Linked DNA regions of Homo sapiens: region 1 is linked to region 2. Evidence: chromatin loops called from intact Hi-C (ENCODE). Cell type or tissue: gastrocnemius medialis. All regions are shown on one strand. Links, peaks and the distances in the headings refer to the core of each region. The heading gives the core; the rest is flanking DNA. Region 1 overlaps HABP2 (hyaluronan binding protein 2). Region 2 holds the start of NRAP (nebulin related anchoring protein).

Region 1 (17,335 bases), core at 7,523-12,522, 83 kb after region 2:
GCTAAACTCAATGATGACCCAGTAAATCTAATCATTTTGGCTCTGTGATTCATCAGTTAGGTGATTATCCCAGGAACGAACGGTTCTGCATTTCCAGGGCCTAGAACACAGTAGACGTTTGGCTCAGGGTTTACGGCATCGGGTGTTGGAGTCAGAGGCGAGGATGGAGGTGAAGGTGGTGTGATCTGCAGTACAGAGAAATGATGAGATCCGCCATGCTTGGCCCAAGCACTTTGTGGTCCTCTCTAGTTCCAGGCCCAGTTGTGGGATGGGGTGGGGCACTTTGCTTTTCATCTGCCACTCCTCCTTTGCTTAATCCCCCCAATCCCCCGTAGAACAGAGTGCCAGCCTTGACCTCCATTTCCAGGAGACAAAAGGACGGTTCTTAAGGGCCCCCTGACCTGCTGTAGCTCGTGGAACGAGTGAGCAACCGACACGGTCTGGGGCTGTCACTTTGTCATCTGTTGGTGATGCGCCTCTCCTGCTGTCTCCCTTCTCTGTGGCTGAATAAAGAACAGCCCTCCACTGGGATCTCCAGATGCCTCCTTTTATAGAGCCATTCCCTTATCTTGAAAAAAAAATATTAGCTACATGAAGGCACAGAAGATTTTGATGCCTCTATCGGTGATGTGGGTCTACCTGAGGACTAAGAGGATATGATTACAGACTCCCAGAGGGCGTGTGAGAACAACTTGAAAAGGGAAAAAATGAAAGAGGAAGATATGAAACACATGGGTCAGGTACTCGGTCAGGTGCTTGACAATAAATTTAATTCAGGTGAAGGCTCTTCCCTTCGTGCAGGCACCAGGGGTGTATATGAGATGCAGCATGCCTCATAGTGATGGTGCAAGGCATGGCATCAAAGCCAGGCTGAGGCCCCTCCGGATGTCAGTGGAGCTAACAAACACATGAGTGCCAAGGCCCAAGGAACAGCACTTTCAGCATGTAGGAAGAAACTGGATTCTGGAAGCTTGAATTCTGGCACCTAGAAGCTGCAAACCCGAAGCACTGAAAGTGAATGCAAAGACAGGAAGGAGTGGGGTGGAGGCTTCTGATACCAAGTGGGTGTCGCAAATGAGCCATACCCGAAGATCACAAGCCCCACAGGAGCAGGGCCTAATGGGTGGGCGGGTTGGGGGCTTAGAGCTGAAGCCTTTTACGGCCAACCCCACCAATCCCAGTGCTAGGGAGTCGCCAAGGTGGACATGGAGCTATAGGCTGTGCCGTCCTAGGAACCAACAAAGGTTAAGAACCACTCCTGCTGAGTACCAGCAACATGGAAGACAGTGGAGTGACTGCCTGCTTACTCATGCTTTTGTTTTTCCAATCTAGAAAGTCTACAGAAACTCCTGGGAGCAGACCCGGGCTGGCAGTTATGACTTCAGGCTGGATGCCATCCCCTTCCAGACTGCCCGGGCATCTAGGGAGATCGCCAGTGATGTAAGACCCCCATGTTCTCTCCTGCGGTCACTGATGAGTTTTTCTCTGGTTTTCCCAGTTCTGTTGAAAGGCAAACCACCAGGACCTGTCAAGATTATCTCTCTCTCTGCACCAAAACTGAACATGTACTGTATTTTAAATGAAAGAAAAAAAAAAGGGCTTTACTTTCTAGCATCTTAGGCAGAAATTGTGGTCAAGGAGGGCTGTATTTCCATTCTCTTTTTAGAGAGGCACTCTTAAAAGATGATGGATGAGTACCAAGAGGTTCATGAATATGAGCTTGGGTTGTTGATTTGCAATAAAAGGACTTCTTTTAGCTGAAGTTCAGTGTGGTAGAGTAGAAAGAGATAGGGCTTTTGCCCTAGATGGACAAGTTCAAATCCTGGCTCAGTCACTTAGGAAATTTGGCTGTTTGTCTTGGGCAAGTTGCTCAAATTCTCTGAACTTGATTTTCTACATCTATGAAATAGGGATCTTATCTCCCAGATTAATGTAGGAATGAAAACAAAATCGTATATGGTGTCAGGAACATAGCAGGTATTCTGCAAGAGAGGGCACCATTGACTAGACAAGTGTCCACAGTGCTAGACGGAGGCGCACCTGGGAACAGTTTCCTGCTGGTCCACAATTGGATAAGTACAGAAATTAAGAGCATGGGATTTTTGAAATATTTTTTAGCAATTAGACGTTGTAACATCCAAGCATGTGATCACTGGACTCATCTCATTGAAAAGGGTGAAGGCCAGGTTGGGTGTTACCAAATACAAGTGGTACTGCTACATACTAGCCACATGCAATAGGACCATACATGGGTCTTTGATGCATTGGAAATGTAAAAAGCAAATCAAAATGGGACTGGCCCTTCACTGTAGATGGTTTGAGGAGCACTGGACTAGGTCCCTAAAAGCTGGAAAGAATCAAAGGCAGAGTGGCCTATGTGAGAATGGGCACATTTATCTTCCTGTTGGAGTATTAATTACAATAGTGACAATACCAGTAGCCACCACTCAGTGGGCCAGAGCTGATGCCAGACATGAAGCTCAGTCCTTATCTGGTTGAATCCTCGCAACCTCCTATGGGGTGTAGATCATTCTCCAATTTTATCAGATGGGGAAACTGAGGCTCATGGAGAAACTCAGTAACAGGCCCATGACCACACAGATAGGTCTATTTGAATCCAAAGCCTGTGCCTCTAACCCACTCTTGAGCCTCCTGCTGAGAATGCCCTGGGATGGCCCCATATGTGAGGCTGGTCCTGGGGGAGGTAGGCACCCATGATCTGCCTCTGCTCCTCTGACTTGCAGTTCCGGTACAAAGAGGCTTTCCTGCGGGACCGAGGCCTGCAGATCGGGTACCGCAGTGTCGACGATGACCCAAGGATGAAGCATTTCCTCAACGTTGGCAGGCTCCAGAGTGACAATGAGTACAAGAAGGACTTTGCCAAGAGTCGGTCCCAGTTTCACAGCAGCACAGACCAGCCCGGCCTCCTTCAGGCCAAGAGGAGCCAGCAGCTGGCCAGTGATGTGCACTACAGGCAGCCCCTGCCCCAGCCCACCTGCGACCCGGAGCAGCTGGGCCTCAGGCATGCTCAGAAGGCCCACCAGCTGCAGAGTGATGTGAGCCACCTCCACCCACTCCCTTGAGGCCCTTCCCCTGGTGCCTCTTCCTAAGAGATGGCCATAATGCCACGTTCCATTGTTAGCTTCTGGGGGAGCTGGGCTGAGAGAGAATCCAAGACACCTAACACTTTAGTGCCAGAAAGAATAACAATAATAACCACCACTTCTCGAGTGTCTCCTGTGGGCCAGGCTCTGTGTCAAATGCTTTCCAAGCCTCCTGCCATTGGCACTTATGCCAACCCCAGGGCTGCTTCATTTTACAGATGAGGAACTTGAGGCTCAGAGAGGTTCAGTGACTTACTCAAGATCCCATAACAAATAAGTGGCAGACCTGGGATACCAACCCCTTTTGGTTTGCTGTGAGGGCCCAAGCTCTCGATGGCTATGCTAAACTGTTTCCAAGGGATCTTAGCTATTAACCCAGCCTTTGCACTTTCTCTGGGAAGAAACTGAAGCCCAGAGAAGGGAAGTGGCTTCCCTAAGGCCACAGAGTGTGTGGAGCAGGTGTCACTACCCCACCCACTCCCAACTGTAACTTTTGTCACTTGAATGGGAAGATGCAAGAGACAGCAACATGCCGGCTGGACTCACAGCACATTGCGGCCCCTGTGCCAGGGAGATGCTGCTTATGATAAATTTGTTCCCCTTGTTCTGGCTTTACTGATGACAGACAACATAGTCTCATACTGTGGCTGCCTTTTTAATCTTCTTTACTTAATGGTCAAACCGCTCCAAACCCTGCTGACATATTCCTCTTGCTTCCCTCTTACCCTCAAGGTCAAGTATAAATCAGACTTGAACCTGACCAGAGGTGTTGGCTGGACCCCTCCTGGCTCCTACAAAGTGGAAATGGCTCGGCGGGCTGCGGAACTGGCCAACGCAAGGGGCCTGGGTCTCCAGGGAGCTTACGTGAGTAGCAAGCTGCAAAGCCACCCCTGGCTTGCAAGGCCATGGGGAAAGACAAACTCATTGTTTCTTTTCAAAGTTTATTTTTGGCCAAAGGTCAGCTAGCTCTAAAGAAGTGTGAAACGCAGCTCAAACAAGGCGCCTAATTTCATGGGTCTGAGATGACCAGGCAGATGACACGCAGGTTAAACTTCCTGCAGGGCTTTCTCTGAAGTCACAGCCATTAGTTCTGCAGAGGCAAACCTACCGGGGCTACATCAATCCCGGGCCAGGGCAGCCCAGGCTGTGCTGACTGCTTGCTCGTTACATTCGCAGAAAGGGTCAGGGACTCGCTGGATATGACAGTCTGCATTTTGAACCCTACTTTGTTCAGAAGAAAGAAGCCAGGTCTAAATGAGAGATTGGCTTTGCTTTCTCATTCCTGCCTTGAAGGCCCTTTTTCTTGGGGAGGGTAGAAGAGGGGAAAAGGAAAGGGAGGGTGAGCCTGTTAAATGCTCCCTGTGCTTCTTAGCGTGTCCTGTGGGAACCGGGGCCGGGAGTGGGGGTGGGGGAGCTTCATTTTAACTTGGGGTATGTTTGATTTCAGCAGCGGGGGGCAGAAGCAGTGGAGGCTGGAGATCATCAGAGTGGGGAGGTGAACCCAGATGCCACTGAGATTCTGCACGTCAAAAAGAAGAAGGCCCTGCTGTTGTGAGCCATGTCCACCCTGATTCCTGAGAGGCCAGAGAGGAAGTTTGTTCACCAGAGACAGGCTTCAGATGGCTTTGATTTCGGCAAGCTGGAATGGCCCACCAGCCCATCCCAGATCTTCCTTTATTAAAATAATAACTCTGAAAGCAGATGGAGAATGTTGTATTTGTGGTCCTCTCTGATACCTAGACGTGGATGGCTGATTCTGTTGAGTGCCTCGAGTGTCTGGGCTGAGGAATAAAGATGTGATGGTGGTTCCCGCTGATGCTGGGGATTCTGGAGTCTGCATTTGCAGGATGCCTGTGGTGGAGGCAGTCTCTGTGAACACTGATTTTCTAGAAGGTACAATTGGGTAAGGAAAGCAAACATACTATGTTGTGTTGATTCCATCATTCCTTGGGTTACCAAGGGAGGCAGAAGAAGCCTGGTGATATTGTGCAAATGCTGGTCTGGGAAGGCCCAGGCTGGGTGGCAGTTGTCTCTGCTTAGAGTAGGGATAGTCTACTGTGTGGTCCCCTGGAGGCTCTGGAGGTGTCCATTGTTGGCCATGAGGCCTCCCGGTGTCAGGGTGCCAAGGAGAGTGGGCTCTGAGGTCCAGAAGACAGTACCTTAGAAGCCACTTTCACTTTTGATGGTGGCTTTGATCCAATTCAGGAATTTGGTAACTTGGGTGTAGACCCCTGGCCTCTTCCCACACTCCAGGCCCCAGCTCACTATCCCATAGACGTAGTAGGTGCCGTCCTTCTCACAGGTCAGGGGGCCTCCAGAGTCACCCTAAGGGAAACAGAGGCATAAGCTCATCCTCGTGAACCAGAGACATCTGGAGATGCCCCCACCTCTCTCCAGGGGGTGTCAGGGAGGGATGGGGTGGAGTCCCTTGCCAGCCTCCGTGGGCTTCTCTGGAAAGCAGTGACAAGGCTCTCCCCACATCTCACATGATACAAGACTCTAAGGGAGAGAAGATAACAGTGTCCTCCGTCCCTGAGTCCACGCGGGCTTAACAGAGGAGCCGCACAGCTGCACTTCCCAACTCTCAGTGATGCAGATGTTATGACTGTGAGTTCTCGGGGGCCCTCAGCACACATAGGGGAGGAGGTTGGGGACTCCAAGGCAGCGTGGCCTAGGTGCTCAGCATGGTCTATGGGGTTAGATCTCCTGGGTTTTAAGCCAGGCCCTACCACCTGCCAGGCATGTGACCTTAGGCCTCAGTTTCTCACACTGTAAACCATAGATAGCAATAGATCCCCATCCCCCAGGGTTCTTGTGAAGATTGTTTGTAAAGTATATAGAACAGTGCCTGGTTCATATTAAACCCTCACGGAAGGTGGCGAGGATGATGATGGTGAGGAGAAGAAGACATTGAGGGTGATAGCTCTCAAAAACTTAATACTGCTTAAACACTACAACTGACAGGTTTTTAAAAAATGAATTCTCTATTTTAAACTTAGCCACGACCTTGTGATCTTATAGATAGATTTCCATTTTATAGTTTAGGCATCTGAGATTGAAGAATTGCTTTCATCACTGATAAAAGCCATACAGTAAGAGACAGAAACAGGTTTCAATTCACAACTATTTGTTTCCAAAGCCTGCAAGTGAAAGCCTTCAATTATCTAGGGAATTGAATGAGGTTTTTTTTTGTTTGTTTGTTTTTGTTTTTTTGAGACAGGGTCTCGCTTTGTTGCCCAGGCTGGAGTGCAGTGGCACCCTCTTGGCTCACTGCAACCTCCGTTTCCCACGTCCAAGCGATTCTCCTGCCTCAGCCCCAGTAGCTGGGACTACAGGCATGTGCCACCATGTCCACCTAATTTTTGTATTTTTCTTTTAGTAGAGACAGGGTTTCACCATGTTGGCTAGGCTGATCTTGAACTCCTGACCTCAGGTGATCTGCCCGCCTCAGCCTCCCAAAGTGCTGGGATTACAGGCTTGAGCCACCACGCATGCCCAGCCTGAATGAGCTGTTTTCTTAACCATCTTCTGGGAAGGAGTTTAGGGCAAATTGCACCCATCTGCCCCTCCTCTGAGTAGGTGAACATCCTTGGCTCACTGGGAAGAGACAGATAGTCACAGGAGAGCCACAAACCCTGGAGAGAGGAACCTTGATGTCCCATCCCAAAGTGAGTTCAAGGCCAGCAAATCATTGTGGGTTCCTTTGTACGGGGAGGCTCCCTGAAGGAGTTGGGATTTGAATGTTGGCATGCTGTTTTCCAGGACATTTAGAAGGCTTATGGGGACAACAGTCAGAAAATTCTAAATGGAGGTGTTCCTGGGATTCTAGAAAGGACCCTGTGTGATGTGATCCCTACAGATAAAGGGACTATGGGGAATGGGCTTTGACTTGGGGCAGGGCCTGAAGTCACTTTAGCATTGGTTGATGGAGCCACCACCTTCTCTCTCTGCAACAGTGTCTCTGAGTCACAAGCCTCAGCAACTTGGAGTTCTGAAAGGCCCTAGGCTACAGATATACTTAGTTTTCTAGGGCTAAAACACCCCCCCCCCCCCCACACACACACACACGCACACATGAGTCCTAATCATGAGTTAATATTACTGTGAAATCTCTAGCTCTAGGCCTTCTTCTTTCTCCTTCTAGCCACTGGTCTTCTGGACAGTTCCCTGTTTACTGGGATTCTCAGAAAGGCTGCCCTACACTGAGGCCACAAGCCCCTTTGGTGTCCTGCAGACTGTATTGTTCAAATCCCAGCCCTGCCACTGGCCACCCAATTGCTATAGGCCAAGATAACTTCTCTAAGCATCTGTAAAATGGTGATCATGACATCACCTTCACCAGTGTGTTGTGAGAGTTAAATTAGACAGTGCAGGCAATGTGACCTCTGTGGTCATTATGCTGAGTCATCCTGGGTTGATGCGGATGCAGATGCACCAGAGGGCCAGGGGGCAGACACAGCTCACCTGTGTCTTAGCTTTACCACAGGTGGACCTCTGAACCTAGCTCCCAGCCCAGGGCTCTAAGGGTCCTCTGCCTAGTGAAACATCCTGCTAGCCTCTCCTACCACAAGCACCACTTGGAGTCTCTGACCTGGCAGGTGTCTTGCCCAGGTTTCTGAAGATTTCCTGCACAGATCATACTGTCATCAATCATGTGGTCATAGAGTTGGCGGGAGTTGCACAAAGTGTTGGCAATCAGCTTGACTTTGGCATCCAGGAGCTGGCGGGACCCTTTTCCTGTGGGGAAGGTGCAGAGAAAAGAGTCACTACTGTGGGGACCAGGGTGGCACCAACCCCACCAGAAACCAGATTGTCAGGGAGAAGCCCACCAACTCTTAGCTCAGAAGGGAAGGGTTTTTCCAGGATATGGGCAGAAAAGCCTCATCTTTAGCCTTCACCATGCCAGTGCAGACCTGCAATCCTGTGCTGGTCATGATACATGGACCAGATAGTATATTCCCTCCTCTCTTTCCCCAGGTAGGCCATGAGGTTCAGGAGGAAATAGATGCTCTCTTAACCATTTTAAAATTCCCAAGGCCTAACAAAAGGGCTGGCACAATTCTTAGTGAATGAATGGATGGATGGATGGATGAAGTGCCCTGCGCAGTAGGCTACCTGCTTCCTAGAGCAGGCATTTTCCCCTGTAAAGATAATGACATCAATCAAAACATGTTTTGAACATAAAGTCTTAGAGAACATAAAGGCTTTGAACATAAAGTCTTAGAAGCCTGTTTATGAAAAGCAAAATAATTCTAACCTGAGGCTCCAAAAGATTCCCAACTGAGACATCACCATGCTGACCAGACCATATTGAGCAGAATAGAGGTTGACAAGTTCAGATGGACTACAATGAAAATGGCTGTAAAATGAGTTTACTGGCTGACCCTAAATCCAATTAGCCAGACATCTTTCTCAAAAGACTCAAAGTTGTATATTACATTTCACTTTGTTCAGATATGTGGAATTTCTGCAGACTTATTTATCGTGATTCTCGCTATTCATTATTAAGGACAGGATTTGCGAAGGAAGAGAAATATATTTTGAGTATTTGGAAAAGACATGAAATACCTTTCTGAATTTTTTTTGTAGTAGTGGGTATAATGTTGCCAGTACTATGAGGAAAGTAATCCTTTGGTTACTTTTAAAAATTAGACCAAATCCTAAAGACAAATCAACAGCTGGATTTAACACAATTTTATAGAATGTCTACTGTGTGGAGAACCCCGAGCAAAGTACTGTGAGACAGACAGAGATGAATGGGACCTGACCCCCATCTTCTAAGGGCTGACTTAATGAATGTCTCTGTAGAATTCTATCATCCCCTGTGATCATGCTTGCAAACCCGGGAAGTAAGTATGATTATTGAGAAACTAAAACTCAGTTGTTCAAGTGACAAAGTCAAGAATTGAATACCAGTCTGTCTGACTCAAAAATCCATGATCTTTCCTCTTTCCAATCTAACTAGGAAGGGAGCAAGAGCTCCATAAATGCAGGGTCAATGCTTGGTAAAATTCAAGTATTTAGGGGTAGGGCCAGGGACAGATATGGAGATCAGAGAAACTCAGGGAAGGCTCCCTGCAGGTGGAGGAATTTAACCAGAGCTTGATCAATGAGGTGGATGCTTTCTTTGGTTGATGCATTTTGAATATGACACTCATTTCAACTTCAAAAGGGCAGTTGAGTTTGGCCTTTCTTCTCTGGTTGATGTAGTTCACCTAAGTCATGGGAGAGTGCATGGCCGACTCACCTGTTTCTGTAACACCCCAGCCAGAGATGTGGCACTCACTCCCAGAGGGAAAGGACCCATCAGGCAAGCACACAGTCTTCACGTATTTGGATTCTAGAGCACAGTGACCATCCACTGGCTTTAACTTGAGCAATGCTAGGTGGAGAGAGAGGTAGAAAATGGATGCGATGTCACCTCTTTGTCAGAGAAGCACCAGCTCCAACTTGCTCATGAAGGTGGCCACAGCAAAGCCCCACCTGCCCCCACCATGCCTGAAAATCTTCTTCCGTGGTCATTTCATATTTTGAACTTCCACCCAGGAAGGAGTAACACTTCAGGGCGAGAGTCATGTCAAGAAATGACAATTGACTTTGAAATCATTTCTAATCCATTTTTTAAGAAACAGGCCATTAGAGGGGAAAAAAGCTATTGAGGAAGGAGAGAGAGGTGGGGGGGTGTCTCATGAAAAGGGAAACGGGATACAGAACTGAGCAGCTGGTAGCTAGGAACGTCATTGCATTTGCACTGGAGCACCTGCCAGGGGCTAGGGGCCAGGCATGCCTGCAAGCACATTGTGTCTCCTGACACATAGGAAGCTGAGAGTTGTGCATCAGTGTTTCCATTTCATAGAAGAGAAAAGAGGGCTCAGGAGGTGAGCTGTCTCCTGGTGATAAAGTTGGGAAGCTGGGATTCCAGGCCAAGCCTATTCCATAGCACAATGTTCCTAGCATTGCTTCCCCTCAGTTTAAGAGCATATGCCCATTTATCTACATTTGCACATACCCTCAAAAACTAAAAATCCCTGGAATACATTCCCTACCGCACAGGGTCCACAGGGACCAAAAACAATCAAGAGCACCTTCTAGAACCAAACTTCAGCTTTCTGGTCATAGAGAAATCCACCCAGGACAAGACCCTCAGGAAAGCCATGAAAGAGGAACTTGCCAATATCATTGTGGGGAATCTCATCTCTTTCATTGTAGTGGCTGTACTTGAATATCTTCTCCACCCTAAAGCTCTGCTCATGAAATTCTTCTTTCTTCAGGTCCTGGTCCCCTAGCACCACCTTTAGATGTCTGGTTTTTATGCTGCAAGGGAAAATGAGATGGTCAGGAAGGCACTGTTTCTGCTCAGCTGTGTGGCCTTTGGCAAATCTGACCTTCTGCAGACTCAGCCTCCTCATTTGTAACCCTCGTCTCACTCACAGAACTCTGCTGTGGTAGGGTCCAAATAAGATTATGTAAGGGAAGTGCTTTATTAACAGAAGCAAGCTCCAAATATAAGCTATAACTTTTACCCACTTCTCATGGGAGACCTCCCATTCTCCCTAGGCCTTCCAAAGAAACAGCCATTGCCATCTTGAACCAATCTTCTAAAATCCATTGGCAGGTGCTAATGTTTGCCTGCTTGACCTCTCTTGAGGAGCACCTCCTAGAATCCCAGAGAAATCATTTACTATAAGGTGAACTGGAAGACCTTCATGGCCACCTCCAAAACCCAGACTTTGTTGGACCAGCCTTGACCATGAGCACAGGGAGCTCAGAAGAGGGGGTGACTCTTCAGCTCCCCAGAAGTTACTTGCTTCTCTAAGGCACACAGGAGGCATGGATGAAGACACCTGACTCAGAAGGGTCATTGGTGATGGTATCAGACAAAGGAGCATGCTTTCCTCTATTCAGGGCAGGACAAAAGAAGTCAAAGAAGCAGATAGAATGGGGTTTCCATCTTACTTGTCCACTTAACTTTCCATACAACTTCAGGCAAGGTAAAGGAAGAATCCCGGGATTCAAGATCCTCACTTACAAAAAGGGAATAACAATAAACTCTTTTCCTCCACAAATATTTACTCAGCACTTGCTATGTACAAAGGCCTGCTCAAGACACTGGAGATCCTACAGTTAATAAAACAGATAAAAATCCCTGACCTTCCTCAGCTTGTCTTCCAGCAGACAGCTTTAAGGATTAAATGTCATATAATAAATGCAGTGCCCATGGTAAACATTCCAGACATGGTAGCTATTTTCCCTCTGGCTTTCAGGAGCCCTTCTTTTGCCCTTGAACAGATCAGACCCCCTAATCCTGACAGAGCTACAAAGATGCTGCTCAGAGGGGAAGGGGAGAGCACCCCCAGCCACTCAAGCCACCCTGGTCCCTGCTCCCAGCGGCACCTACTCGGTGCAGTGGGCAGCAGTGAGCACCCAGCAGGGGTGGATCAGCGCCCCACCACAGAAGTGGCCCTGGGGCATGGAGATGGTCAGAGGCAGCGAGGACTGGAGGGACGCCTGCCATGGGTGCTTGCCCGCCGTGCTCTTAAAGCCTCCATAGATTCTCTTGATCTTCCTCTCTGCTATCTCAGTCTTTCCACAGGAGTCAAACCCCGGAAGCTTGGTTGATGGCTCAGTGGGGCTTTCCTCTGGGTAGGCAACGTCTGTGGGACACAAGAAAGATAAATTGTGCTATTCAGCCTCCCTCCAGTTCCTCAGCAGGGCTCAGGCAGAGGTATGACTCTGAGCCCAACAGCTGAGCAGGGGTCCAGAGCTGAGAGACTGCACTGGTGCAGACAGGGTGGGCATGCAGTAGGTGCACAGTTGATATTTGTTGAATACATTGCGTAACATAAAGCAAGTCTATAGAATTAACAATGTAGTTTTTTCTTGTCCATTTCAAAGTATGTGACTCCTAAGATTGACATGTACACACACACATTATGTTTATGTAAATATACAAATCCCTCACTGGGTATGTACTTCACCTTGACAAAGCCCCCACAATTATAAATGTGCATCATCAATGCACCTTTCATTATTAGTGCACACTTACAATTGTGGAGGCTTTTTCAGGGTAGAGGGGAGGATATTCAGATGAACTAGAATAGGTGAGATAAGACATTTGCACAGATGACTGTGACACAAAAGGAGAGAGCAGTAAATGTTGTATAGGTGGTGCCTTGTCCTGTTCCTTAGGGTTTGTAAGGAGGCAGAGATAACATTTTACTTGAGAAATCAAGGAGGACTTCCTGGAGGAGGGGATATTTGAGTTGGTTCTCAAAGAATAGTTGTATATGGACAAGAACAGATATGGGATGGTATGTTATAGACAGAAGTAACCATAAGATCAAAGGCACATATGTGAAACTGCTCAGGGAAGGAATCCCACTGGTCAGGGTGGAAGGGCACATCATTCTAGATGTGGGCACAGAGCGGGGCCAGGACAGATGGCCAGGAAGACTGTGAGGCTGGAATTTGAATGCTTTGCATCCTAAGAGGCTATGGGAGCCCAGCCAGTTTGATCACCATTGCACACCCAGTGCCCAGCATAGTGGCTGGCAAACAGCAAGAGATGGGTAAATATCTGTTGAGGGCACTGATTTGGAGTCAGAAACCATGAGTTTAGAGTTGGACTACCTGACCTAAACCCACAAAGGTATCCAGACCTGCTTGGCATCCTGGTGGGTGCAGACAGTTGGGCAGTTGGGCTGGCACTGGGATGGGAATTGGTAAAGCAGGTGTGGAGGAAGAACAGGGTGAGGGAGGGACCAGGTGCCAGGGACATCTCCCTACAAATCTCCATCCCCCCCACCCCCTGGGCTTCTGAACAGCCATGGCCTTTACCCTGGGCTGAGCAGGCTGAGACATCACAGTATTCCCATTTCACCTTGTCATTGGTAACTTTAATAAAGCACCAGGGCTTTTCGTCCGCATCTGGGTTTCTAAAATACAAAACAAAACAACTCAGAGTCAAGGCTTGATGAACACACTGGATCTTATTAAAGAACCTTTGGATAAGAAGGTGCTAGACTCTTGTGCTCCCCCTGGGACCACATTTCTTTGAATCCTCCATCAGGTTACAAAACCTTAGAACAGAAGGGTGTTTATAGTATTTTTTCTGGCAAAATCTTTTCTTCTAGAGGAAAATCTCAAGGACAAGAAAGCGGTCCCAAGTCTCATGCCAGATCCACAGGACATACCAAATTATTTGTAGGAAAAGAAATGAGATCCCTGATGAAGACCTTTCTATATCAGGAGAGTAAAATCATCACATAAACATGGTGAGAGTTGGGTTCCTCTGCCTGAGGCTTTGAATTCTATGCATGGGAATCCTCTGAGAAAGGCTGCCAAGAGGCCCCCCCTCCCCCCGCCCCCGAAGACAGCTCCACAAAGGGAACAGCTCAAGGTGAGTGCAAGTGGAAAGTACTAGTGTTTTGTGAAAAAAAAAAATCTTCATGGCCGGGTGCAGTGGCTCATGCCTGTAATCCCAGCACTTTGGGAGGCCAAGGCAGGTGGATCATGAGGTCAAGAGTTCGAGACCAGGCTGGCCAAGATGGTGAAACCCATCTCTACTAAAAATACAAAAATTAGCCGGGTGTGGTGGTGCGCACCTGTAATCCCAGCTACTTGGAAGGCTGAGGCAGGAGAATTGCTTGAACCTGAGAGGCAGAGGTTGCAGTGAGCTGAGATGGTGCCACTGCACTCTAGCCTGGGTGACAGAGTGAGACTCCATCTCAAAAAAACAAAAACAAAAACAAACAAACAAAAAAAAAAAACAAGAAAAAATCCTCATTTATGAAGCCAGTTCAAAGCCATACAAAGACCCCCTCACCTGCAACTCATCTGACTCATTGGCCTTGGCCAGACAAAGGGTAGTGGCAGGAAGCCAACAGAGTGGCCTGGAGGCAGCAGAAAAGGAAGAAGGAAACTAGATCACCACCAGGGAGGGTGGTGGCATTAGCCTCACATGGGAAAGCCTGAACATCCTTGGGCCAGAGACCATCACCTTCAACAGACCTTCCACTTGCTCTTCTCCATCTCTGCCTAGAAGTTACGTGGGCTCATGTGATTATTTCTGACCAACAAAGTATGTGTGGGAAGAGGATGTGTCCCTTCTAGGTTGAGGTAGAGAAAAACTCATGCTTCATTTCCCAGTCTCTTCTTGCTGATCCTGAATATTTGAGTAAGCCTGTGGAGCTGAATCCCCTGCCATCATCACCACCAACCCACATGACACATGGAACATTAGTAAGAAATAGACATTTTTTCTTTTTTTTTTTTCTTTTTTTGAGACAGGGTCTCACTCTGTCACCCAGGCTGGAGTGCAGTGGCTCACTACAGCCTCGACCTCCTGGGTTCAGATGATCCTCCCATCTCAGCCTCCTGATTAGCTGGGGCTACAGGTGCTGACCACCACATTCAGCTATTTTTTTTTTTTTTTTGGTAGAGACGGGGTTTTGCCATTTTGCTCAGGCTGGCCTCAAACTCCTGGGCTCAAGCAATCTGCCTGCATCAGCCTCTGAAAGTGCTAGGATTACAGGCATGAACCACAGCAACCAGCCCAGAAATAGACTTTGATGTATTTGAGCCACTGACATTTGGCAGTTGTTTACTACAGCAGCATAACATTGCCTTGCTGAGTAAGAAAATCTTCCTAGAAAGGAGGCTGATGAATTTCAATGATCTGTTTTAAAATAAGTGACCAAAATCAACTGAGCATAAATAAGGTAAATGTTACCTGCAGAAATTGTGTTCCCCAATCCCATGGGTTTCAGCATCCTCCATAAACATGTTGTAATTCTCCTGCAAGAGGAGGTGGGAGTTCCAGTAAAGGCACGCATGCTGGTTGACTGTCCTATTCATTTTCCCTCGGTAAGAGTAGCCATCGCCAACATAGCAGTCATCAGAACCTCCGAGAGAGCAGGTAGCAATGTGAGAACCAACAGCCATTGGCATGCCACTCCCAAAAAGGGCTTGGTGGGTATGTGACATGGTGAGAGAACTGGACCTGCATATTTATCGCCCTGAGATTTCACCACGAATTTCAGAAAAAAAAGTGTTGAATGTCCCACATTTAATCCTGCTTAAAACATGAAATATAGTGGTTGTAGGGTGTGGGAGCTTAGTTCTTTAATTCTGGCTCACACAAGAACTGATGGAAGGTGGGCTAGGGCCTAGGGATGCCCAAGTGGTTTGACTTGCCTGCACTACACCCCAGTTTATTACTTTCTTTACAGGAAGCCAGACACGCCCTATCCCTTTAGGTGAGAAGGCTGAGGCAATAGTCGAGTTTGGGAAACTTGATTTGAACCACATTCTGGCAACAAAACCCAGAGAGGAAAGGGTTCCAGAGGCCTCACTTGTGGCCCTGATGGTGGCAGAGACCCATACCTATTTCACAGAATTTCCCCTTGAACTGGTCGGGACAGGCACAGGTGAACTTGGATCTCCGCTTATGCCGGGAGCAGGTAGCCCCATTCTGGCAGGGGTTTGGCCTGCATACAGGAACCACTGTGAACACAGGAATGGGGCCAGGAAGGCTCTTCAGAAGGAGTTGCAGCCCATGTCTGAGATGACAAGGAGACATTGGTGGCATTCTACTGGTGTCCATCCTTTCGCGAAAGATGGGTCACCAGATGGGAAAGACAGATCCACTGACACTCTAGTAAGTGTACACAGAAGCCTTAAGAACATAAGCAAATGTGGATGAAGCAATCTGGCTGGAGGCCATGCCTAAGTGCATAAGTAGATGGGTCAGTCAGTAAGGAAACAAAGAAGCATGGACGGAGCAGGAGTGGTGGGCCCTGTCTGAGCTAGGTAGAGCTCTGCCTGCTGATACCCATGTGGCCATGAGCAAATGAGTTAATCTGTCTACATTTCAGGTTCTTCATCTGTAAAGCTCCTCCTTGAGGTGTCTTTGGAGAAAGCAAAAGAGAACGTAAATTTCCTGAGACAATGCCTGCCTCACAGCAGGGACTCGATATGTATTCATTCCCCTACTTGGTCCCTCTCAGGAATAGATCAGGGTCTACTTCCTGGAAGAAGTGAGTTTCAAGATGATTCTTTTTGGGTGGGAAGGGACACAGACCAGTCAATTCCCACTGGGTGGAGTCAATCCAGGGATAATGAATCTTTAGAAAGCCTAGGGAAAAGGACCATCTTGGGTGCCTGCCACAAAAACATCAGATGCATCTGGCCTTCCATGCAGAAGGGTGCAGGTACAAGATAGGGCACAGAAAGTCTAGCGTCGAAGGGGCCTCCACCACTTACCTTGGGAGCAGCTGGGACCTGTGTAAGGGTGTTTACAGACACAGCGGTAGTAGGGAGGACTCTGGGTAATGAGACATTGGCCCCGGCCACATGGGTTGTCCTTGCACGTATTTTGCACTGTAGGAGATCCATAACATAAGACATTATTTGGGGCACATTTTCCTTAGAGGGATACATGTATAAAACAATGTTTGAGGGTGGGGTGACTGACAGTGTCTGTAGCCTTGTCCGTGGTCCTGAAACACTGGGCTATGCCAGGACAAGGCTTCTGTCTAATTTTTGGGTCATGGAGGATTGTCTCCCACATTGCTTCCCATGCCCATAGTCTTAATTTTTATATCTTAATAAAAAAACTTTGATAATTGTTACACCTTCACCAAACAGAGCTGCAATTTTAGTCTCTCCATTTTCTAGCTAACTTCAGAATGCATTTACAGTTTTGTCACTTTTCTGAGAAGTTGAGGAGTGAGCCCAGACACTGTGTTTATACTCGATATTCTCAACCATCCTGAAAAATTTACTGAAGAAATTGCAGGATTGAAAATGAAAAGAATAAGTGAAGAGGGCACCGAGGGAAGAAGTCAACCACAAAGCTGTACATATACCTAAGGCCCCACTTCCCTCCACGAAGTAAGATGGTTGCTAGAGCAGCCCGAATACAGCTTTTCTCTAGGGGTAAAATTAGCCCCTAGGAGTCCTATTCCTGATGCTTTATTCCACTGCCTCATGTTATGCCCACAAGAGTTCACTGGCAGCAGACACAGTGAGTATGGTAGAATGAATGAGCATGGGCCAGAAGTCAGGCACGAGGGCTCTAATTTCTGCTCTACATCTAGCTAGCTGTGTGACCTTGATCAAATGCCCCCACTCTCTGGGTTCCCTTTCTCTAACTGGGTTGGGTCTCATGTGCCCTGAGATCCTCCCTGCTCTCCCATTTGAGGACAACATGGCTCTGTTGCAGTTAGACT
Region 2 (12,623 bases), core at 7,624-12,623:
TTTTGGTGTTTTAGACACGAAGTCCTAGCCCATGCCTATGTCCTGAATGGTATTGCCTGGGTTTTCTTCTAGGGTTTTTATGGTTTCAGGTCTAACATTTAAGTCTTTAATCTACCTTGAATTAATTTTTATATAAGGTGTAAGGAAGGGATCCAGTTTCAGCTTTCTACATATGGCTAGCCAGTTTTCCCAGCACCATTTATTAAACAGGGAATCCTTTCCCCATTTCTTGTTTTTGTCAGGTTTGTCAAAGATCAGATGGTTGTAGATATGCGGCATTATTTCTGAGGTCTCTGTTCTGTTCCATTGGTCTATATCTCTGTTTTGGTACCAGTACCATGCTGTTTTGGTTACTGTAGCCTTGTAGTATAGTTTGAAGTCAGGTAGCGTGATGCCTTCAGCTTTGTTCTTTTGGCTTAGGATTGACTTGGCAATGCGGGCTCTTTTTTGGTTCCATATGAACTTTAAAGTAGTTTTTTCCAATTCTGTGAAGAAAGTCATTGGTAGCTTGCTGGGGATGGCATTGAATCTATAAATTACCTTGGGCAGTATGGCCATTTTCACAATATTGATTCTTCCTACCCATGAGCATGGAATGTTCTTCCATTTGTTTGTATCCTCTTTTATTTGATTGAGCAGTGGTTGGCAGTTCTCCTTGAAGAGGTCCTTCGCGTCCCTTGTAAGTTGGATTCCTAAGTATTTTATTCTCTTTGAAGCAATTGTGAATGGGAGTTCACTCATGATTTGGCTCTGTGTTTGTCTATTATTGGTGTATAAGAATGCTTGTGATTTTTGCACATTGATTTTGTATCCTGAGACTTTGCTGACATTGCCTATCAGCTTAAGGAGATTTTGGGCTGAGACGATGGGGTTTCCTAGATATACAATCATGTCATCTGCAAACAGGGACAATTTGACTTCCTCTTTTCCTAACTGAATACCCTTTATTTCCTTCTCCTGCCTGATTGCCCTGGCCAGAACTTCCAACACTGTTTTGAATAGGAGTGGTGAGAGAGGGCATCCCTGTCTTGTGCCAGTTTTCAAAGGGAATGCTTCCAGTTTTTGCCCATTCAGTATGATATTGGCTGTGGGTTTGTCATAGATAGCTCTTATAATTTTGAGATACGTCCCATCAATACCTAATTTATTGAGAGTTTTTAGCATGAAGCGTTGTTGAATTTTGTCAAAGGCCTTTTCTGCATCTATTGAAATAATCATGGTTTTTGTCGTTGGTTCTGTTTATATGCTGGATTACATTTATTGATTTGCGTATGTTGAACCAGCCTTGCATCCCAGGGATGAAGCCCACTTGATCATGGTGGATAAGCTTTTTGATGTGATGCTGGATTCAGTTTGCCAGTATTTTATTGAGGATTTTTGCATCAATATTCATCAGAGCTATTGGTCTAAAATTCTCTTTTTTTATGTGTCTCTGCCAGGCTTTGGTATCAGGATGATGCTGACCTCATCAAATGAGTTAGGGAGGATTCCCTCTTTTTCTACTGATTGGAATAGTTTCAGAAGGAATGGTACCAGCTCCTCCTTGTACCTCCGGTAGAATTCGGCTGTGAATCTATCTGGTCCTGGACTTTTTTTTGGTTGGTAAGCTGTTAATTATTGCCTCAATTTCAGAGCCTGTTATTGGTCTATTCAGAGATTCAACTTCTTCCTGGTTTAGTCTTGGGAGGGTGTATGTGTTGAGGAATTTATCCATTTCTTCTAGATTTTCTAATTTATTTGCGTAGAGGTGTTTATAGTATTCTCTGATGGTAGTTTGTATTTCTGTGGGATCGGTGGTGATATCCCCATTATCATTTTTTATTGTGTCTATTTGATTCTTCTCTCTTTTCTTCTTTGTTGGTCTTGCTAGCGGTCTATCAATTTTGTTGATCTTTTCAAAAAACCAGCTCCTGGATTCATTGATTTTTTGAAGGGTTTTTTGTGTCTCTATTTCCTTCAGTTCTGCTCTGATCTTAGTTATTTCTTGCCTTCTGCTAGCTTTTGAATGTGTTTGCTCTTGCTTCTCTAGTTCTTTTAATTGTGATGTTAGGGTGTCAATTTTAGATCTTTCCTGCTTTCTCTTGTGGGCATTTAGTGCTATAAATTTCCCTCTACACACTGCTTTGAATGTGTCCCAGAGATTCCGGTATGTTGTGTCTTTGTTCTCATTGGTTTCAAAGAACATCTTTATTTTTGCCTTCATTTCGTTATGTACCCAGTAGTTGTTCGGGCACAGGTTGTTCAGTTTCCATGTAGTTGAGCAGTTTTGAGTGAGTTCCTTAATCCTGAATTCTAGTTTGATTGCACTGTGGTCTGAGAGACAGTTTGTTGTAATTTCTGTTCTTTTACATTTGCTGAGGAGTGCTTTACTTCCAACTATGTGGTCAATTTTGGAATAAGTGCGGTGTGGTGCTGAGAAGAATGTATATTCTGTTGATTTGGGGTGGAGAATTCTGTAGCTATCTATTAGGTCCGCTTGGTGCAGAGCTGAGTTCAATTCCTGGATATCCTTGTTAACTTTCTGTCTCGTTGATCTGTCTAATATTGACAGTGGGGTGTTAAAGTCTCCCATTATTATTGTATGGGAGTCTAAGTCTCTTTGTAGGTCTCTAAGGACTTGCTTTATGAATCTGGGTGCTCCTGTATTGGGTGCATATATATTTAGGATAGTTAGCTCTTCTTGTTGAATTGATCCCTTTACCATTATGTAATGGCCTTCTTTGTCTCTTTTGATCTTTGTTGGTTTAAAGTCTGTTTTATCAGAGACTAGGATTACAACCCCTGCCTTTTTTTGTTTTCCATTTGCTTGGTAGATCTTCCTCCATCCCTTTATTTTGAGCCTATGTGTGTCTCTGCACGTGAGATGGGTTTCCTGAATACAGCACACTGATGGGTCTTGACTCTTTGTCCAATTTGCCAGTCTGTGTCTTTTAATTGGAGCATTTAGCCCATTTACATTTAAGGTTAATATTGTTATGTGTGAATTTGATCCTGCCATTATGATGTTAGCTGGTTATTTTGCTCGTTAGTTGATGTAGTTTCTTCCTAGCCTCGATGGTCTTTACAATTTGGCATGTTTTTGCAGTGGCTGGTACCAGTTGTTCCTTTCCATGTTTAGTGCTTCCTTCAGGAGCTCTTTTAGGGCAGGCCTGGTGGTGACAGAATCTCTCAGCATTTGCTTGTCGGTAAAGTATTTTATTTCTCCTTCACTTATGAAGCTTAGTTTGGCTGGATGTGAAATTCTGGGTTGAAAATTCTTATCTTTAAGAATGTTGAATATTGGCCCCCACTATCTTCTGGCTTGCAGAGTTTCTGCCGAGAGATCAGCTGTTAGTCTGATGGGCTTCCCTTTGTGGGTAACCTGACCTTTCTCTCTGGCTGCCCTTAACATTTTTTCCTTCATTTCAACTTTGGTGAATCTGACAATTATGTGTCTTGGAGTTGCTCTTCTCAAGGAGTATCTTTGTGGCGTTCTCTGTATTTCCCGAATTTGAATGTTGGCCTGCCTTGCTAGATTGGGGAAGTTCTCCTGGATAATATCCTGCAGAGTGTTTTCCAACTTGGTTCCATTCTCCCCGTCACTTTCAGGTACACCAATCAGACATAGATTTGGTCTTTTCACATAGTCCCATATTTCTTGGAGGCTTTGTTCGTTTCTTTTTATTCTTTTTTCTCTAAACTTCTCTTCTCACTTCATTTCATTCATTTGATCTTCCATCACTGATACCCTTTCTCCAGTTGATCGAATCGGCTCCTGAGGCTTGTGCATTCATCACGTAGTTCTCGTGCTGTGGTTTTCATCTCCATCAGGTCCTTTAAGGACTTCTCTGCATTGGTTATTCCAGTTAGCCATTTGTCAAATTTTTTTTCAAGGTTTTTAACTTCTTTGCCTTGGATTCGAACTTCCTCCTTTAGCTCGAAGTAGTTTGATCATCTGAAGCCTTCTTCTCTCAACTTGTCAAAGTCATTCTCCGTCCAGCTTTGTTCCATTGCTGGTGAGGAGCTGCGTTCCTTTGGAGAAGGAGAGGCACTCTGATTTTTAGAGTTTCCAGTTTTTCTGTTCTGTTTTTTCCCCATCTTTGTGGTTTTATCTACCTTTGGTCTTTGATGATGGTGACATACAGATGGGGTTTTGGTGTGGATGTCCTTTCTGTTTGTTAGTTTTCCTTCTAACAGTCAGGACCCTCAGCTGCATGTCTGTTGGAGTTTGCTGGAGGTCCACTCCAGACCTGTTTGCCTGGGTATCAGCAGCAGAGGCTGCAGAACAGCAGATATTGGTGAGCAGCAAATGTTGCTGCCTGATCGTTCCTCTGGAAGTTTTGTCTCAGAGGAGTACCCGGCCATGTGAGTTGTCAGTCTGCCCCTACTGGGGGGTGCCTCCCAGTTAGGCTACTTGGGGGTCAGGGACCCACTTGAGGAGGCAGTCTGTCCGTTCTCAGATCTCCAGCTGTGTGCTGGGAGAACCACTACTCTCTTCAAAGCTGTCAGACAGGGACATGTAAGTCTGCAGGGGATTCTGCTGTGTTTTATTTGGCTCCTCAGAAGCATGTGATTTTTGCTCTGCTTTTTGCCCCTTAAAGCATGTGACCTACTCCCTGTTCATACACCCCCTCCCCTTTTGAAATCCTTAATAAAAACTTGCTGGTTTTGTGGCTCAGGTGGGCATCACGGTCCTACCAATATATGATGTCACCTCTGGCGGCCCAGCTGTAAAATTCCTCTTTGTACTCTTTCTCTTTATTTCTCAGACCAGCTGACACTTAGGGAAAATAGAAAGAACCTATGTTGAAATATTGGGGGTGGGTTGCCCTCATACTTATTGTGGGCTGGCACAAGAAATTCCAAAGTTACTGCTCTAAGGCTGGATTATCACAGTATCAACAAGAGGGAAATACAGAAGGGAAGAAACCATTGTGAACTTTTCCCTCTGTAATAATTGTACTGACACTTTGGATCCAAATGATGTTTTCTTGTAAAGGTACCTCCTTTGTCTCTCCAGCCTTGGACCATGCCATTGTTTTATGTTTCCTTTCTATATTCACATGATTATAGCATGAACCTTCCCCCTTATTCCAGAAAAGTCCCCCAGCTTCCCCTATTGGGATGGTTTCCAAAGGGGCTCATAGGTGCTCTTGGGCCAGCCCCTCCGAATCTTCCCTCCAGCCCTCCCCTCTGGTTGCTGGTGAATTCCCCATCCACACCCTGCTGGGCATAGCACCCCTGAGGGGTGCCACCAGTGATTGCTTCTCCAATTCTCCACTGGATAGCTCAGGCCAGGCTATGACTTTATACAGGACTCCATGAAGGACATTGCAAGATTAACAGAAATGCCATTCTCACCACCCACAGGCCAAACCCAAACCCTGGCCCCTGCTGAGGTCCCAGCAGACTTTTGCCAGGTGGAGAGAGTAGGAAGCTCAGGGTCCAAGAGGAATTCCCTTCTTCCCTGGAAGAAGGAATTCATGTTGTACATGTTATTGAATGATTGCCTCACAACTTCAAATCCACCCTTTTTGTCTGTTCTGTAGAAATTGAACTGGGCCCTTTAAGTAGTTTTCCCTTGCCTGTGGCCTCATGTTAACCTTGGTGGGTAAAGGGCATTGGAGATTCATTATAAGATGGAAAGAGTTTTGCTTCCTGGTTCTGGCATGTCTGGCGTGCTCCTTCAGAGGGCATGGCTTCTCAGCACCAGGTTCTTGGAATGTACCTGGTAGCCAGAACACACAGCAGCCATCAGCTTCCCCTGGCACCTGCTTCAGGTGGTTTTGTAGAGAGTGCCTCTGTTACCAGTGGAGGGTCTTGACTAGGAGTTGTCCAGGGTCTTGGTGTTTTGAACAAAGAATTGGACAAAATGCATAAACAAAGGAATGAAAGAATGAAGCAATGAAAGAACAGATTTATGAAATGAAAGTATACTCCACAGAGTGGGAGCTGGCTGGAGCAAGTGGCTCAAGAGCACTGGCTACAGAATCTTCTGGGGTCTGAAGTACCCTCTAGAGGTTTCCCATTGGTTACTCAGTTACACCCTATGCACATGAAGACCTAGCCCCCAACCAGTCTGACTGGTTGCAGTAAGGACACAGATACAGAGGGAAGACCATGGGAGGATACAGAGAGAAGTGGCCATCTACAAGCAGAGAGAGGTCTCCGAAGAAATCAACCCTGCTGATATCGTGATCTTGGATTTCTAGCCCCTGGAACTGTGAGAAAATAAATTTCTGTTGTTTAAGCCACCAAGCCTGTGGCACTTTGTTATGGCAGCCCTAGCAAACTAACACATATGTTATTTGCAAGGATATCTGCTATTGCTACAGTTTTCAGAGTTCTCTTTACTTCTTACTAGCCAACCTCTTGATATTCCAACTCGCTGTTATAGTTTATAATTTGTTATACAGTTGAGCCTCCATATCCCCAGGTTCTGGATCTGAGGATTCAACCAACTGCAGATCAAATATACTTAAAAAAAAGCAAAAAATAACAATACAATAATACAAATGATATAAATAAAAAAATACAGGGTAACAGCTACTTACATAGCATTTACATTGTATTAGGTACTTTAAGTAATCTAGAGATGATTTAATGCATATGGGAGATTATATGTAGGTTATATACAAATACTATGCCATTTTATATAAGGAACTTGAGCATGCATGGATTTTGGTATCCTCAGGGGCCCTGGAACCAATACCCCCATGGATACTGAGGGATGCCTGTGTTAATTCAGCTTACTGTATGGTTTCTCTCTCCTGAGTGGACCCAGATGGATACCACTCAAGCCTGCCTCATTTCTGATTCTGTTGCCTTCAGCAGTGTGACTATCCATTTCTTTTTCTTTTTTTTTTTTTTGGAGATGGAGTCTTGCTCTGTCACCCAGGCTGGAGTGCAGTGGCATGATCTCGGCTCACTGCAACCTCTGCCTCCTGGGTTCCCACCATTCTCCTGCCTCGGCCTCCTGAGTAGCTGGGACTACAGGCACCTGCCACCACGCCCGGCTACTTTTTTGTATTTTTAGTAGAGACGGGGTTTCATCGTTTCAGCCAGGATGGTCTCGATCTCGATCTCCTGACCTTGTGATCCGCCCACCTCGGCCTCCCAAAGTGCTGGGATTACAGGCGTGAGCCACCGTGCCCGGCCGACTATCCATTTCTTGATTCAGAGGGGAACTTCCACCCCACCCACAGGGTGTGTCATTGTCTCCTGGCCCAGGAAAAGGTAACCGTAGCAGTTGAATATTATTATTCACACCTGAATAAGATTCTACTGCAATCAAAGCCCAGGCCATATAGGGCTGAACTGATTCCTAATCCTTTCCTCTGCCTTCCTCTCCACTCCCTCTCCCCAAGAGCATCAGACACGGTTGCTCCTGATGCCCTGTGATTGCAAACTACCACCTGCAGGTCACCTGTGGTCTGTTTTTGTACAGCTCACAAGCTAAGAATGGTTTTTACATTTTTAAAGGGTCGTAAAAAAAAGAAGAATAAGAAAAAGATGATGCAACAGAGATTGACTGTATATGGCCTGCAAAGCCTAAAATATTTACAGTCTGATTTTTTACAGAAAAGTTTATGGGTCCCTATCTTACACCAAATGACACAATCCCATCTTCAAAGCAAACAATGACTGTGATGGTTAATATTAGGTGTCAACTTGATTGAATTGATGGATGCCTAGATGGCTGATGAAGCATTGTTCCTGGATGTGTCTGTGAGGGTGCTGCCAGAGGAGACTGACATTTAAGTTGATGGTCTGAGAGAGGAAGACCCACCCTCAATGTGGGTCGGCACCATCCAATGGGCTGCCAGCTTGGCTAGAACAAAGCAGGTGGAAGAAAGTGGATAAGCTTGTCTGCTGAGTCTTCTCCCTCTTTCTCTCTTCCCATGCTTTTCAGCACACTAGGCTTCTTCTCCTCCTGCCCTTGGACATCAGACTCCAGGTTCTTCAGCCTTTGGACTCTGGGACTTGCACCAGTGGCCTCCCAGGGGCTCAGACTGAGGGCTGCACTGTCAGCTTCCCTGGTTTTGGGGCTTTCAGACTTGGACTGAGCCAAACTACTGGCTTTTCCCTTTTTCCAACTTGCGGCCTATCATGGGACTTTGCCTTGTAATTGTGTGAAGCAATTCTCCCTAATAATCTCATATATATATACACATATATGTCCCCCATTGGTTCTGTCCCTCTGAAGAACCCTGACTAATATATAACTTTAAACCAGAGTGGTTTCAAGCCAGATTTAAGTTTGAGGAGATGTAGAATTTCTCTAATTTTCCTGGACAGAGTACAGTTTCTATAAACCAACAGATCACTTGCTCAACCTCTCAGAATGAAGCTTGGGCATTAGGTAACCTCACCAATATTTAGGTTTCCCTAGGGTGGTAAGAGCTCCTTGCCTAATTAAGGTCACCACCATCTAGTGCTCAGGCCTTAATGACTGCCACAGAAGAACTTCAGTCTGAGGTCGCTGACCCCCCCATCAGCCAGGACCCTTGGGACTTTACCCCAGGAGAATACCCCCAATAACTTCTCCCAGGGCACTTGGAAGCCCCCAAGGTTAGGGGTGAGGGTGGTGGGCAAGGGCAGGTCTGACCTGAGAAAGCATGAGAGCTCAAGACAAGGCCCTGCTTCCTGAATTCTCCACCCCAAGTGTGTCGACGCAGCATTGTACAGTGCAGAGGAGTGGACGGATGGAACAGGGTTGACACCATCAGCCTGGAAGAGCAGGACAGTGAGAGTTCACGGTGCATCTCATATAAGTACTTTCCCTTACCCTGTCCACTGCCAGTTTCCTTGAGTGACCCACTCTGGGGGTACCTGGTATCACATCCCCTCCGCTCACCAGTGTTATCTCCATGCATGTCACCAGGCCCTCTTTACACGCCCACAGCAGTGGCCCTCCACTTCCCTGCCTCTGGGCTTTCTTCAAGCTGCCTAAGTCCATTAAGCTTGTGGAGAGAGGTCTCCCCTAAAGGTATAGGGGAGTTAATGACCCTGACAGTTGCCCTCAACCAATGGGGGATGAGAGTTGAGTGGATGTGTCCCAGCCACCATCCTTCAGTGGGACCATTCTGAGGCACATTCTACACAAATCTTCAGAGTGTCCCCAGCAAGATTGTGCTCCAGCTGCCCACAGTGGTATAATATCTAGTTTAGGATATGCTCTTTATTGACTCTTCTCTTTTCCCTGGCTCATTTGCCTTAAACCCTCACTCCTGCCTCATGGGACTACCTCCCAAATAACTTCCCTGTGCCTTGCTGAGGGGGGCAACCTAAATTAAAACAGGAACAAACCCCCAGCATGGGAGGAACACCTTCCGTCTAATCTGAGTGACAGTGACAGAATGAAGGGTCAGCAGCTGTCCCTTGATTTCACATCTCTTATCATTTTTCTGTAGTTTCAAAACCAGTCCATATGCACAGCCCTGGAGGGCCCTGGAAATGGTGCAGAGTTAGAAAGGATTACCTCATATCCTGGATGACTCAATCCAAGTCCAAAAAGACCTCAACCGCCTAAAGCAAGGCGACCACCATCAACAGGATGAAATTGAAAAGAGGTAAATAAGGAGGACTACATTTAACTTTCAAAAGGAAACTACTTGCCCACATACTGAACATAAAAGTCATTAATGTGAAACAAAAAGCTCCCTATGAGTCAAGACTTAAAAAAAGCCAGAGCAATGTGGGGTGGTGTGGGCCGAAGTTCCCAGATCAAGGCTCCACAAGGCTCTGCAAGATCAGGCTCCAGCTCACCACCACCAAGCCCAGGTCCAGGACTCTGCTGAGAGCCCAGTGCATCAGACACCTGGAAGGGCTGCTTTAGATTCACTCAGCCTCACCTTCCGTAGGGCCTTTGCCTACTTGAGCAGGCTCAGCCTCGGTAGTGGCCACTGTCTCTATGAGGGCTCTGGCCATCTTCACGTGGGCACAACTGACAGTGTCTTTGGCCTTCTGCTGCCCTTGGTGTTTTCCTGTTGATACTGAGGTGCGAGATGCCATGGGACTCCCTGTGTACATACACAGCATGGACATTAATGGCCAATGGGGCAAACCTTTCACCAATGGGAGACAGGACCCTTCCTTCCTCTGGTAGATGTTCCTGAGTAGCGGTTGTTTATATGGCCCCTTGGAAGATGGTCAAGCCATTCAATACACTTTATACCAGCTGGTGGCCCCGTTGAGAACAACCCTAATACCAACTGTTCCCTGCCCTGCATTTCCTGCCTTCTAACTCTTGCTCCCTGGATTATACTTTGGAATAAAGTCCTTGCATATAAGCCTTTGACACAGGTTCTGTTTTCTGGAGAACCCAGGCTAAGACTGATGTTATCTGAACCAACTCCTAAGGCCAAAGGAATGTGGTATGCTCACTGACTTGGCTTGGACGGCCTGCTGTAATCCCTGCGTCAAGTGGGAGGGGCTTAGGCCAAGGAGCAGGAGGGGCTGTATATAACATGAGAAGGGTGGTGTGAACCAACCAAGACTCGACTACACAGTGAAGTCTGTGTTTGTCTTGCCCCAGAAATGAGTGTTTACTTCTAGTTCCTTAAACTATCCCATTTCTAGTTCTATGGGGTTGTTTCTCCTAGCAATTTCTGATGTCTAATAAATCAGAAGTGATGGTACAAATCCAGTTTAGCATCTTGCATTTTGTAATTCTTGTGTTCACAAATGTGACCAACCCGTTTTAACGGCTACAGATTGCAATCACAAGCTTAGGCAGAGAAGGAACGTTGCAAGCTTCTTTTTTAAGTGAAATCCTCCTGATTCCTCAGCCCTCCGGACTGGGGTACAGTTCATTTCAGTGATTATTGGAGCTTCCACCCCACCCACTAAGTAAGGCTTGAGAAGCCTGGTGCAGAGCAAAACAACCGGGGAACCCTGCAGGTCTTTGTGCTGTGCCCATTGCTGTTCTCATTTGCAGGCTGGTGGCAGCCCTCCTGCCCAATCACGTTTCAGTGTGGGAGTCTTTGCTGAGCCTGGAGTCCCTGCTTTGAGTCCCCTCCCCATGCTGAGAGAGCCCTAGCCCCATGTGGGAAAACCTGAGACTCCGCCTTCCCCTTATACTCATGTGGACTTGAATGCTACTCTTCTTCATTGGCTTTAGAGCTTCTTCCTACCCCCTGGCTATCTCAGCACAACCCCAAAATACTACTCATCTTACTCCACCCTACCTGGGGACACCAACCTAACCTCAGAACATTTAGGGCCAAGGTCACAAATTGGTAACCTGCTGGCCAAATACTGCCCACGACTCTGTTATATTGTTTTATATACAAAAAGGGGAATTTCATTTGTAAATGCAGACTTCTGGTGTGCTCAGAATATTTGGAAAATATTCCGGAAAAATCAGGATATTTGGCAACCTGGAATGTTGATTGTTTCATGATGACAGTTGGCTGGGACTGAGGAGCAGTTGCCTGCTTCAGATGGGATGAGTGCTCATCTATTTGGAAAAGTTCCTACCATTATCTAGACTTCATACCTGGCCTCTATAGGCATTTTGGTGTGAGTATTAAATTTATTTCATTAATCCAATAAATCTTTATTAAGCACCTTTTATTGGCAGACCTTGTTCTAGGCATGGGGGATATAGAAGTGGCAAAAAGGACCAAAGATCCTGTTTAGACAGAACTCATATTTTGATGGGAGAGACACAATTTTTAAAAATAGAAACATTAACATGTAATATGTCCAGCTGTGATTACCACTATGAAGACCATCAAGCAGGCTAAGAGTAATGGAAGATAATGAGATAGGAGTGGGGACAGGTGAGGTGCCATTTTGTATCAGGTATTTCTATAAGGTGATAAGGTGACATTTCAGCAGAGACTGAAGGCAATGAGAGGCTTCCCAAAGCCAGGAAGAGAGATTCTGTCTTCATATCACCTCTTTTAAGGCCTGTGAGGCAAGGGAACAAGCACAAAGGCCTTCTTGGAACATTCTAGAATAAAATACAGAGGCCAAAACACCAAGAGTTCTCATTAGTTTTTAGTTTTGCGTTCCAGTAGAAGCTAAACACAAACTAACACCTTATTAAGTTTTTAGTTTAACTGTTGTAAACGCTTTGGGTAGGTAAAGTTAAAATTCAAGTGTGATATTTATCCATTTAAAGGAGTGAATCAATCCTATTTTATTTTCTATATTTTTGGGAGCTGGCCTTTCTGCTTTAGTCATAGGACGCATAGAGCAAGCTTTTCTAATTTGATTGTTGGATGACGGTGTGGCATCTTCCTTTAGGTTCTTTTCTTGGGTCATGATCACAGCTAGTGCTAAACCACTCCATGCTGCCTGATCATACACCAGGGTTTGGTTATCCACATAAACATGATGCTGTTGTGAGTTCATTTTTCTATTTAGAGAAGCATGTCAGCTAGAAATACTTCCACCTTATTTCCCAGACACATGCGTGCTGAGTGAGTGGCCAAAATAGCCCCTTGAGTAAGTGGCAGCTTTAAAAACCATCCAACTGCTGACTTCAAACTAGAAGGTCAGCAAAGGAAAGTGGAAGTTGGATTCTGAAAGATCGAGGTGCCCACAGGAATTTTATGGTCGTCGGATTTTGAAGACTTGAACTAGACTGGGGGTTCTCCTTGCATTTCTTGCCTGTTGCCTATCTTTGTCCTCTC

Evidence for each region. Hi-C counts contacts between places; a loop is a spot of excess contacts. Peaks named below come from ENCODE experiments on the same cell type or tissue, not always from the same donor. Only the 100,000 strongest peaks of a DNase experiment are listed, where the experiment ranks them.
Region 1: it touches region 2 in a loop (5-fold over the local background); 1 of 110 quality-filtered maps calls a loop at or near these places.

What each region holds. Positions count from the first base shown.
Region 1 is chr10:113,576,299-113,593,633 of GRCh38, reverse strand. HABP2 (hyaluronan binding protein 2) reads right to left here. Exons shown (of 13, transcript NM_004132.5): 5 at 16,368-16,484; 6 at 15,489-15,608; 7 at 14,836-15,007; 8 at 12,942-13,039; 9 at 11,503-11,758; 10 at 10,276-10,418; 11 at 9,352-9,486; 12 at 7,696-7,841; 13 at 4,032-5,429. The coding sequence ends at 5,265. It overlaps NRAP (nebulin related anchoring protein), which reads left to right. Exons shown (of 42, transcript NM_198060.4): 39 at 1,333-1,440; 40 at 2,745-3,056; 41 at 3,837-3,968; 42 at 4,555-4,920. The coding sequence ends at 4,659. Among named protein-coding and RNA genes, the nearest start is that of HABP2, 32 kb to the right of the region's middle. RefSeq lists a silencer at 16,477-16,677. In gastrocnemius medialis, for the core only: no CTCF peak of the experiment used is centred there; DNase peaks (open chromatin) are centred at 7,612 and 9,863; H3K27ac peaks cover 3,520 bases.
Region 2 is chr10:113,663,898-113,676,520 of GRCh38, reverse strand. NRAP (nebulin related anchoring protein) reads left to right here and starts at 12,480. Exons shown (of 42, transcript NM_198060.4): 1 at 12,480-12,623. In gastrocnemius medialis, for the core only: no CTCF peak of the experiment used is centred there; DNase peaks (open chromatin) are centred at 10,400 and 12,400; H3K4me3 peaks cover 230 bases; H3K27ac peaks cover 3,357 bases.